2 separate regions of the Homo sapiens genome follow, and region 1 is linked to region 2. The links are chromatin loops, found by intact Hi-C in ENCODE. Cell type or tissue: PC-3. All regions are shown on one strand. Each heading gives the region's core, and the rest is flanking DNA. Links, peaks and the distances in the headings are about the cores only.

Region 1 (4,255 bases), core at 256-4,255, 71 kb after region 2:
GAAGTAGACAGAAGATGGAAATGAATTCTTTTGATGGTCTTAAGAAGGAGAACTATTTACCTTTTCTGAGAAAAATGCACAATTTTTCTTGAGAAAGAGAGGAGTGATAAGCATTTGAATATTATAAAAACGAAAGATATGCTGACTCAACAAATCATGCTCAAATGGAGATGAGTTGATTCACACTCTAAAGAGTATATTCCTTCATTAACTGTCTAGTAGTTCCTAATCTATTTACCTCTACCATCCTCATAGTCCAGAAGTCTAGCACCTAGAAAAAAAGGGAGAGCACATGATTTTGCTTCTTGATTATTAAATGAGGCTTTATTTAAGACTCTGAGAACTAATGTAAACATGAACTCCTAATGGTGAATAATGATGTGAATTAATTTACTTTGCAGGAACTAGGAATTGTGCATAAGCTACAAGAGCTGACGATGATAAGTGACTGTGTCAATCACCAATTTTATAATATTAGCCAGGCTAAATGATAGTCAGAAGGAGTTTCAGAGTTTCTTTTACCTCTTGATACTTCAGCAGCTAGTCTCCTGGTTTTTGCCTCATACCAATCCTGTGCTATCTTTCTTAACAACTTTGGCATCTCTCCAGACCTTTCCATGGAAAGTCTTCTTCAATTCTTCACATCCTGAAGTTGGTACTCTTGTCAATCATAATTACCCTAACTGTGTTCACTCTCGTTATTCTAGGATACATTATATTTTTTGGTCCGGCCACTTCACTAAGGCCATCTTCATGAATGGATTTAGGCTTTTTACTGAACCATCTGTTCCAGTGCCTGAACTGGAACAGTTCTCTGTTGCTGCTCTCAGACCACAGGAAGCATCTGAAGGGAGCCTCAGAATTATGCAGGCCTACCCAGTATTAATTAATTCTCCCCAACTCCAGTTTGGCATTCAGTACTGCTCAGAAATCTCTGGTAGATTTCTCCCACTCACTTAGAAGCAGTTCAGTTCATGCAATGGTGCACTATGCAAGGTTCTGGAAACACAACTGTAAACAAGACAGATTTCTTTCCTGACTTGTGAAAATTCTATAAGTACTATATTTATTTTTCTCATGAGTATAAGTACTTACTTTGTTCTGAACTGTATCTGGAGATATACATTTCTGTGGAAGAATTAGGCAAAATGTTTTTATTAGTTACTTAGGAGAAGTGTTCTTCCTCTGATCAAACTCTTCTCACTCTAAGCTATGCTTCTTGCTTACCAAGGTGGTCCTCCTGATATAATGCATTGTTGTTCTCACCCATTTTCCACATCTCCCATCAGCCCTGTTTTACCTATCTTTTCACACTACTTATGCTTTGAGGGCTCACAGGCATTGAGGATGGGAAACAGGGAGGGAATACAGCTGATTAGAAAGTTGTGGGAGAGAAACAGAAAAATCCAGGAAAGAGAGACCTTATGGCATAGAAATAGGTCTTAGCTTTTATGAGCTCCATCTCTATTTCATCGACAAGTACTACTCTGTATTTGTCTCTTCTTATCATCTCCCCAAATTAAGTCACTAAAAGTCTCCAATTCTTTTTATATAATACTAGATACTGGTGTTTAGCAACATACTGTCTTCTCACTTCTATTTTTTTTTTTTAAACTCAGGTAATTTCCCTTGGAGCTCAGGTAATTTTCTTTTAAAATATTCTTATTACTTTTGCTAAACTCTGTGATTTTTTTTTTTTTTTGAGATGGAGTCTTGCACTGTCACCCAGGCTGGAGTGCAATGGCGTGATCTCGGCTCACTGCAACCTCCGTCTCCTGGGTTCAAACAATTCTCCTGCCTCAGTCTCCCGAGCGGCTAGGCTTACAGTTACCTGCCACCATGCCCAGCTAATTTTTGTATTTTTAGAAGAGACAGGGTTTCACCATTTTGGTCAGGCTGGTCTTGAACTCCTGACCTTGTGATCCGCCCGCCTTGGCCTCCCAAAGTGCTGGGATTACAGGCGTGAGCCACCGCTCCCGGCCTGTGACTTTTTCTTTGACATTATTGATAATGTAAACCTTGGGAGTTAAAAGTGCAGGGACAATCACTAATAGGTCAGAGATTCTTTGACTCAAGTATTGAAACAGATTCCCAGAATATTGGCAAAGTCTCTAGCTGTTTGATGAGTGAGATGAACTCAGACTGAATCTTGGCATCCCTCCCTCCGTGGTTTTCACAGGAAATCTTCATTTTGACTCATTATTACTCACCACTTTGCTTACATCGTGCCCATCTTGTTAACAAAATAGCCAGGATGGCAAGTCCCAGTAGAGTCAGGATGACAGCCAAAGTTATTTCTGAAAACAAAAACTCACCTGTAAACATGCTTATTTAGACCAGGAAATTACCAGAAACAACTTCTGATCACCTCTTACTATCCACCAGATAGACTTTTTTTCTTTCCCCTTTCTGCTACTTCAACTCCTTTATTCTTTTATTTGCCGCATATTACTGTCCTCACATTCCCGCCCCTGCCCATTTTTAGCTCTTACATTGGTTCTTTGGTCGTATACTAAGAACCTCAGATGCTGTGTACCCTTGGTTTAGAGTTGGAAATCTGACAGATTTCCTCCTCAGTTGAACCCTTTACTCCCCAGGCAGGAAGAATGTTAAAGGGAATCAGTGGTCTACGAAGCTATCCACTGGGGTATGGGGAAAATATTAGAACTTCTATTTTCTGTGTAATTTTAACTCATACCTTTAAAGTTGCAAGATTTTCTGTATATATATATATATATATATATATATATATATATATGGCTATAAATAAGATTTATAAATATACTTTTATAGGCAATGCATACTCAAAACATTTTTATGAGTGAGTGATCAAAAAACTTTCAGCACCTTGACTGAAGGGTGCTGACTGAAGGTGGTTTTATTAATGAAAGCCACAGCAAAGGACAGAAATTTCTTGTCACAGAAAAACCTTTCAGCCATCACTTGCCAACCTCCTGATGATAAGATGGATATTTGCGAGGTTTGTTATTGTGGTTAGTAGGATAAAATATGCTGGGATTGCTTAACTTGTGTTTGTTTATGTGTCATTGATCTGCATTCAATTGATGTAAGATAGAGTCTTGCAGTCATAGGAGAGAAAAATCTTAGACAATATCATATGGTTATAAAGGGCAGTGGCTATGAAGGATCGGGGGAGAAAAAAAAGAAAAGAGAGAGAGAGAGAAAGGAAAGAAGAAAAAAACAACCATAAAACTGCCTGTGAAAGTAAAAACTCTGAAGAATATTGAGCTCTGAAAGACTAGGAAAGTAGATTACACCCACATTAAGACTACTTCAAACGAACAATAGGTGAATCCATCTCAAGATATAATAACACACCTCCAACCAGGGCAGATTAGGCATTTGTCTACTGAGTCTTCTAGGTGTTTGGTCCTGTGAGAAAATTCTCCTGCCAAATCAACTTTTGGAGATTTTCTACTAATGTACCTCTAAAATGAACAGCAAGTAGTCAATATGCCCTCTATTATGTGAATTTTTTTTTTCTAGTGTTAAATAACTCATCGGGGAGGAAAGGATAACTAGATGGTGTACTCAGTACTACTGTATATTCCTTTTCTTCCTTTAGTGTCTGAAATGCCCTGTCTATAGGGCAGTTAGAAGATGGTCCACCCTATTAATAGGGAAAATGAGAGGAAATCATTATTTCTGAGTTGAGGCAGATTATATAGAGTGACCATGCTACAGGAAGTGAGATAATGGGCTAAGGAATTTTTCCTAGTGCTACGGAGGATGGTTATTTTCTTTGTTCAGTTTAAACTCTAGAAACCAAAGGAGAAACCAGCACTATCAGCCTAGAGCTTAGTTAACTGTGGGTTGTTTCCCCCAGGCTTCCAGAGGAATCAATAAGAGTGAAAGAAAAAATACTGAATTTGAAAAGGAAGCAGGCAAGGAAGATAAAGCAGTTGTGTTAAAGTCCCTAAGTCCCTAAGAGGAGACTCCTGAACTACTAGAGTTGAGGAAGCCTCAAAGAGGGAGTTAGTCCATACCCAAGACTGTCATTTTCCATGTATTGTCTTCATCAGGTCTCGCATCATCTGGATTTCTTTGTCAGAGAGAGATCAAGGTAAAACGAAAAACTCAAGTTCACTGTTTCTGAGCAATATGAACTTGGGTGTCAGGGAGGCCCTTGTAGGCAGAGATGCAGAGGATCACTGAGAAATTGTGTGGAGCAGATTGATCAGACCTAAGCAAATGATGGGAGTGTGGCCTGTGAAGGTTCTAGAATCTGTGTCAT
Region 2 (4,532 bases), core at 229-4,228:
CATGCTCCGCTGAAGTTTCTAACCTTAAGAATTTCATGGAATGTACTCCTCACATAAGCTGATTTTCCTTAAGCTATGAATATTTTTAGTTTTACTATCCCTTGGGGGTAATTATTTGCTACTGTGTGTAATACTTCATGACTCATTTTAACCTAAATTTACCTTCTAAATTATATAGGCTTTGTAAACCAAAATTAAGTATTATAGGATTTCCTGAAGCACCCAGTGTTTATTCTAGCTACACCTTTCCTAATTTCACAGAATTAAAAAACTTTTTATTCTTTCTCCCACTACACTGAAAAATACCTCTAGTTACTTCTAATAGAATCTTCATACCCTTATTTTAATATATTTGCTGTCATCTTTTAAATCTTGAATTTAATTAACATAGATTAGATTTACAGGATTTATTTTTGAGTAATCTAGCTATCCCATAAAGTGAGGTTCACTTTTATTTCAACTTTGCATTGCAGAAGTAAGCCACAAATCATTATTCCACCACATTCTAAGTTCTTTTCTTCCTTCTCCCAGATTTCAAGATAGTTCATACATCTTTTCCTTCTCTTGGACCTCATAATCATCTAACACATACAGTGTAAATCTTCATAATATAAAGACTTGGAAGCCCTGGCTGCAAGTACATTTATTGCAGGCAGTAGCCCATACTACAAAATTTTAATACAATCAAAAGATTTAATCAAGACTTTGGGGATCATCATAATATATTCAAGCTGAATAAAAAGTAATTATTAAAATTTTTAAATTGGATTAATTTTTGTTAAAGCTAAAAGATATCATGAAATAGCTATCACATTAACAATTCTATCTAAATGATACTTAACATAGAAAATAGAATGTGGGCTTTATTAGGAAACTAATCTTAGGTTCTTAATCCAGTGGTTGTCAGGGAGAGCACAATTGGATCTAGACTGTAAAAGATCTATTCAGTATCAGAGGGATAAATCATTATAGTTCTCAGGCTATGAATTACATTTTAAAAGATCATATACTTATTAGTTGAATGAGGAGGTGAGAAATAAGAGACTCAGTTTGCTGGGATGATGATGTTTGTTGGTTTAATCTATCTTAAACCTTTCTTTGAACATTGACTTAAACCTTAACCTCCTTTTTCTAAAAATATCAACTGGGGCCGATGCAGTGGCTCACACCTGTAATCCTAGCACTTTGGGAGGCTGAGATGGGAGGATCGCTTGAGGCCAGGAGTTCGAGGCCAGCCTGGGCAACATAGTGAGACCCCATCTCTATTTTTTAAAAAAAATAGAAAAACAATCAATTGGGAAAAATGTGTTTGAAAGAGTATATCAATAAGAATATGTCTTTTACAAAAAATTTTTTAAAAGATTAAACAGATTTTTCTCTGGCAACTTAAAAAATTAGTATTCATTAAAAATTTATTACCTCTGGGAAGAGACTTGGCCTGTGATCCCTTCTCAGAGCCCTTGTATTAGTCAGGGTTCTTCTGAGTCAAGTTGACATACAACATCAATCATCAGAGCCCACCTTTTTTTTTTGTAAGAGAAACTCACAAGATCACAGTCCTATCACTTTTTCTATGTGAGGAGAGCATTTGAGGGATGTTGGCGCATTATAATTTTTCTGAATGCATACTGTTTCTTGTACCATGAATCAAAAGAAATTAATTTCCCCGGCTGGGTGCAGTGGCTCACGCCTGTAATCCCAGCACTTTGGGATGCTGAAGTGGGCAGATCACCTGAGGTCAGGAGTTCGAGACCAGCCTGACCAACATAGTGAAACCCTGTCTCTATTAAAAATACAAAATTAGCTGGGCATGGTGGCACATGCCTGTAATCCCAGCTACTTGGGAGGCTGAGGCAGGAGAATCACTTGAACCCGTGAGGCAGAGGTTGCAGTGAGGCAAGATTGTGCCATTGCACTCCAGCTTGGGCGACAAGAACGAAACTTTGTCCAAAAAAAAAAAAATTAATTAATTGCCCCTTTCAACTTCATCTCCCTGCCTTCCTTTCCCTCCAAACCCACTCTCTTTCTAGTGTGAACTGAGAAAGAAGAATGAGGCTTAAACACGATTAAATATAAGGACATATTTTGTGTTTGTGTCAGTGTTTGGAATGTTTGAAATGCTTGAAACGTGTCTCACTAGGTTTAAGTCTTATTTGCTTCTTTTGATCATATGTTTACAGAATTAAACAAAAGTTATTATTCTACTTTGTTTTGTATGGTTTCCTTGCTTGAAGAGCTGAGTCATATATTAAGTAATCCCAATAGAGATAAATCTGAATCCAGAAAACAGTTAAAAAAGTCAAACATTGATTTAAATGCGGTCTTCTATTTTTAAAAGGATCCTTTTGTGTACATTTAGTTATCCAGCTTTTCTGTAGATGTATATTTGTATTTGCAAACATTCCATAAAGTTTCCTGACTAATCACAAAAAATGCATTTGTGATTCAGTATAGGAGGCAATGTGTTAGTATGGGAAGAGTGGGAAGAGTGTGTATTTTGGAGATAGGACATCCTGGGTTTAAATCCTGACACCAATGTTTACCAACTCTTTAACCTTGGGTAAATACCTGAGTTAGTTTCCTAATCTGTAAAATGGGGAATAATAATACCTACCAGGCAGGCATATGGTAAGAATAAGAGATGTTACTTTTGTAAGTGCCTAGCACAGTGCACAAATACATAGTCAATGCTCAATACCTACTGTCTTTCAAAGGTAGTTATTTAGAAGGCAATAGAAAGGAGATGGTATTTTGTTTTTAACTAGTTTTTTTCCCCCATTAATATGATTCAGAGGGACTTCACCTATAACTAAAAAAAAGTTCTAAATTCCCAGCAAATAACTAATGGAATTCAGAAACCAATCTTCCTTTCATTATGTTTTCCTGAGAATCAGGGAGGAGATTCTTTTTCAGAGCCTAGAAGATGGCCAGAGATTGTGGCACCCTTTCATATGAGCTTCATCTTCTCTACAGCAATCTCTTAAATTGTAGTTATTTAAAAACTTGGGGCCTGGCACAGTTGCTCACACCTGCAATCCCAGCACTTTGGGAGGCTGAGGCAGGAGGATCACTTGAGCCCAGGAATTCAAGACCAACCTGGGCAACATAGTGAGATCCTGTCTCAAAAAGAAAAGTGGAGGGCGGGGGGGAACCTTGGAAGTTTCTGGAAGATAGGAACATTCAAATTGGCCTTAGAAGCACAGGCCTCTATTTTGGGAGTAGAAACAGACAGGTCACAAAAGAATTAAAAGCAATGTAAAATATCAGAGTTGAGAATAGATATGGAACTTACCCACAGGAGTCAGTGCTAAAAACAAAACACAAAAGAAAGATCAGTGAGGATTTTCTAACTCAAGAGAAACCCACCTTCCAATAGTATCCTTCCTAGGTGAACTTAGAAACAGGACTTGGAGGGAGCACAAAACTCTGTTTCATCCTCAGGAGTGTTGCTGGCCAATGCTCCATATCGCACTCCACACAGAGGGTTATCTTTAGGATGCCATTTAATTAATATAGGCATTTGAAATCTTGGGTAGGTAAAATCACTTCTACTGAAATTCAAACTATTGTATTTCCTGCCTTTCTTTGTTCTTTGATAAGTCTTTCATATGTCTTCTGCAAAACAGTTTTTTGCTCACTGTTCTGGTCCGTTTGAAAAATGTATATTGTTGATCAATTACCAAAATCACATCTAGTCCTGACACATATTCTTTTTGTCAATCTTAGAGGATTTTCTTTTTTAGTAAAAATTATTAGTTGCCAGATTATAGCACAGAGGAAATAGGCTCTGTTGTGATAGATTAGCTGGGAATATATGCTACCAATAATCTTTGGTAGTAAATAACTAGAATCAAACACAAGACCATTATACTTTGTTACAAAAGGAAAATAGATAAGAAGAATTAAAATTGAAATATGAGGAAATCACTTATTGAAGAAATATTGACTGCTGTAAGGTAGAGGAACTCGTAACACAAGAACATTTGGGAAAAAGAACTTAAAGGTCCTAGGCACAGAAATAGGTAAGGCAAGGAAATGATCCAAACTTACTGATTTTTCCAGAACTGTCCACTGAAAGAGATAAAGGCAAACACATCAGTAGGTACTGGGCATTCCCTTCTTCCCAGTCCCCAAACCTCTGCATTGAGTGGGATCTGTGTCATTAACAACTAAATTTCATTTATTTAAATGTGAAGAAACTTCATTTCCCTTCCCCCTTCTCTTTGCCCAGTGTAGTTTACAAAGACCTTGTGATAAGCTACTTTAAATCACCTTTACTTATCATTGATCATTATCAATTTTGTCTAGAATGTCAAGATTACAATTTATAAAATATAGGACATATAATGGTCTTGCTTAGAAGATGTGTGCTAACATTATTTTTTGACATTGATACGAATTTTTTTTTAATATATTTTTTTGAGACAGGGTCTCAGTCTCCCAGGCTGCAGTGCAGTGGCATGAACATGGCTCACTGCAGCTTCCACTTCCGGGGTTCAAGCGATCCTCCAGTTTCAGCCTCCTGAGTAGCT

Evidence for each region. Peaks named below come from ENCODE experiments on the same cell type or tissue, not always from the same donor. Only the 100,000 strongest peaks of a DNase experiment are listed, where the experiment ranks them.
Region 1: it touches region 2 in a loop (5-fold over the local background); 2 of 110 quality-filtered maps call a loop at or near these places.

Annotation. Positions count from the first base shown.
Region 1 is chr6:32,367,687-32,371,941 of GRCh38, forward strand. It overlaps TSBP1 (testis expressed basic protein 1), which reads right to left and starts at 4,217. Exons shown (of 26, transcript NM_001286474.2): 1 at 4,008-4,217; 2 at 2,211-2,297; 3 at 1,096-1,128; 4 at 239-271. The coding sequence starts at 4,020. All of the region lies in intron 2 of TSBP1-AS1 (TSBP1 and BTNL2 antisense RNA 1), which reads left to right. In PC-3, for the core only: no CTCF peak of the experiment used is centred there; DNase peaks (open chromatin) are centred at 2,185 and 3,005; H3K27ac peaks cover 2,465 bases.
Region 2 is chr6:32,296,630-32,301,161 of GRCh38, forward strand. It overlaps TSBP1 (testis expressed basic protein 1), which reads right to left. Exons shown (of 26, transcript NM_001286474.2): 24 at 4,051-4,071; 25 at 3,293-3,307. The region is part of intron 1 of TSBP1-AS1 (TSBP1 and BTNL2 antisense RNA 1); the gene reads left to right. Among named protein-coding and RNA genes, the nearest start is that of TSBP1-AS1, 44 kb to the left of the region's middle. In PC-3, for the core only: no CTCF peak of the experiment used is centred there; DNase peaks (open chromatin) are centred at 1,502 and 2,292; H3K27ac peaks cover 3,009 bases.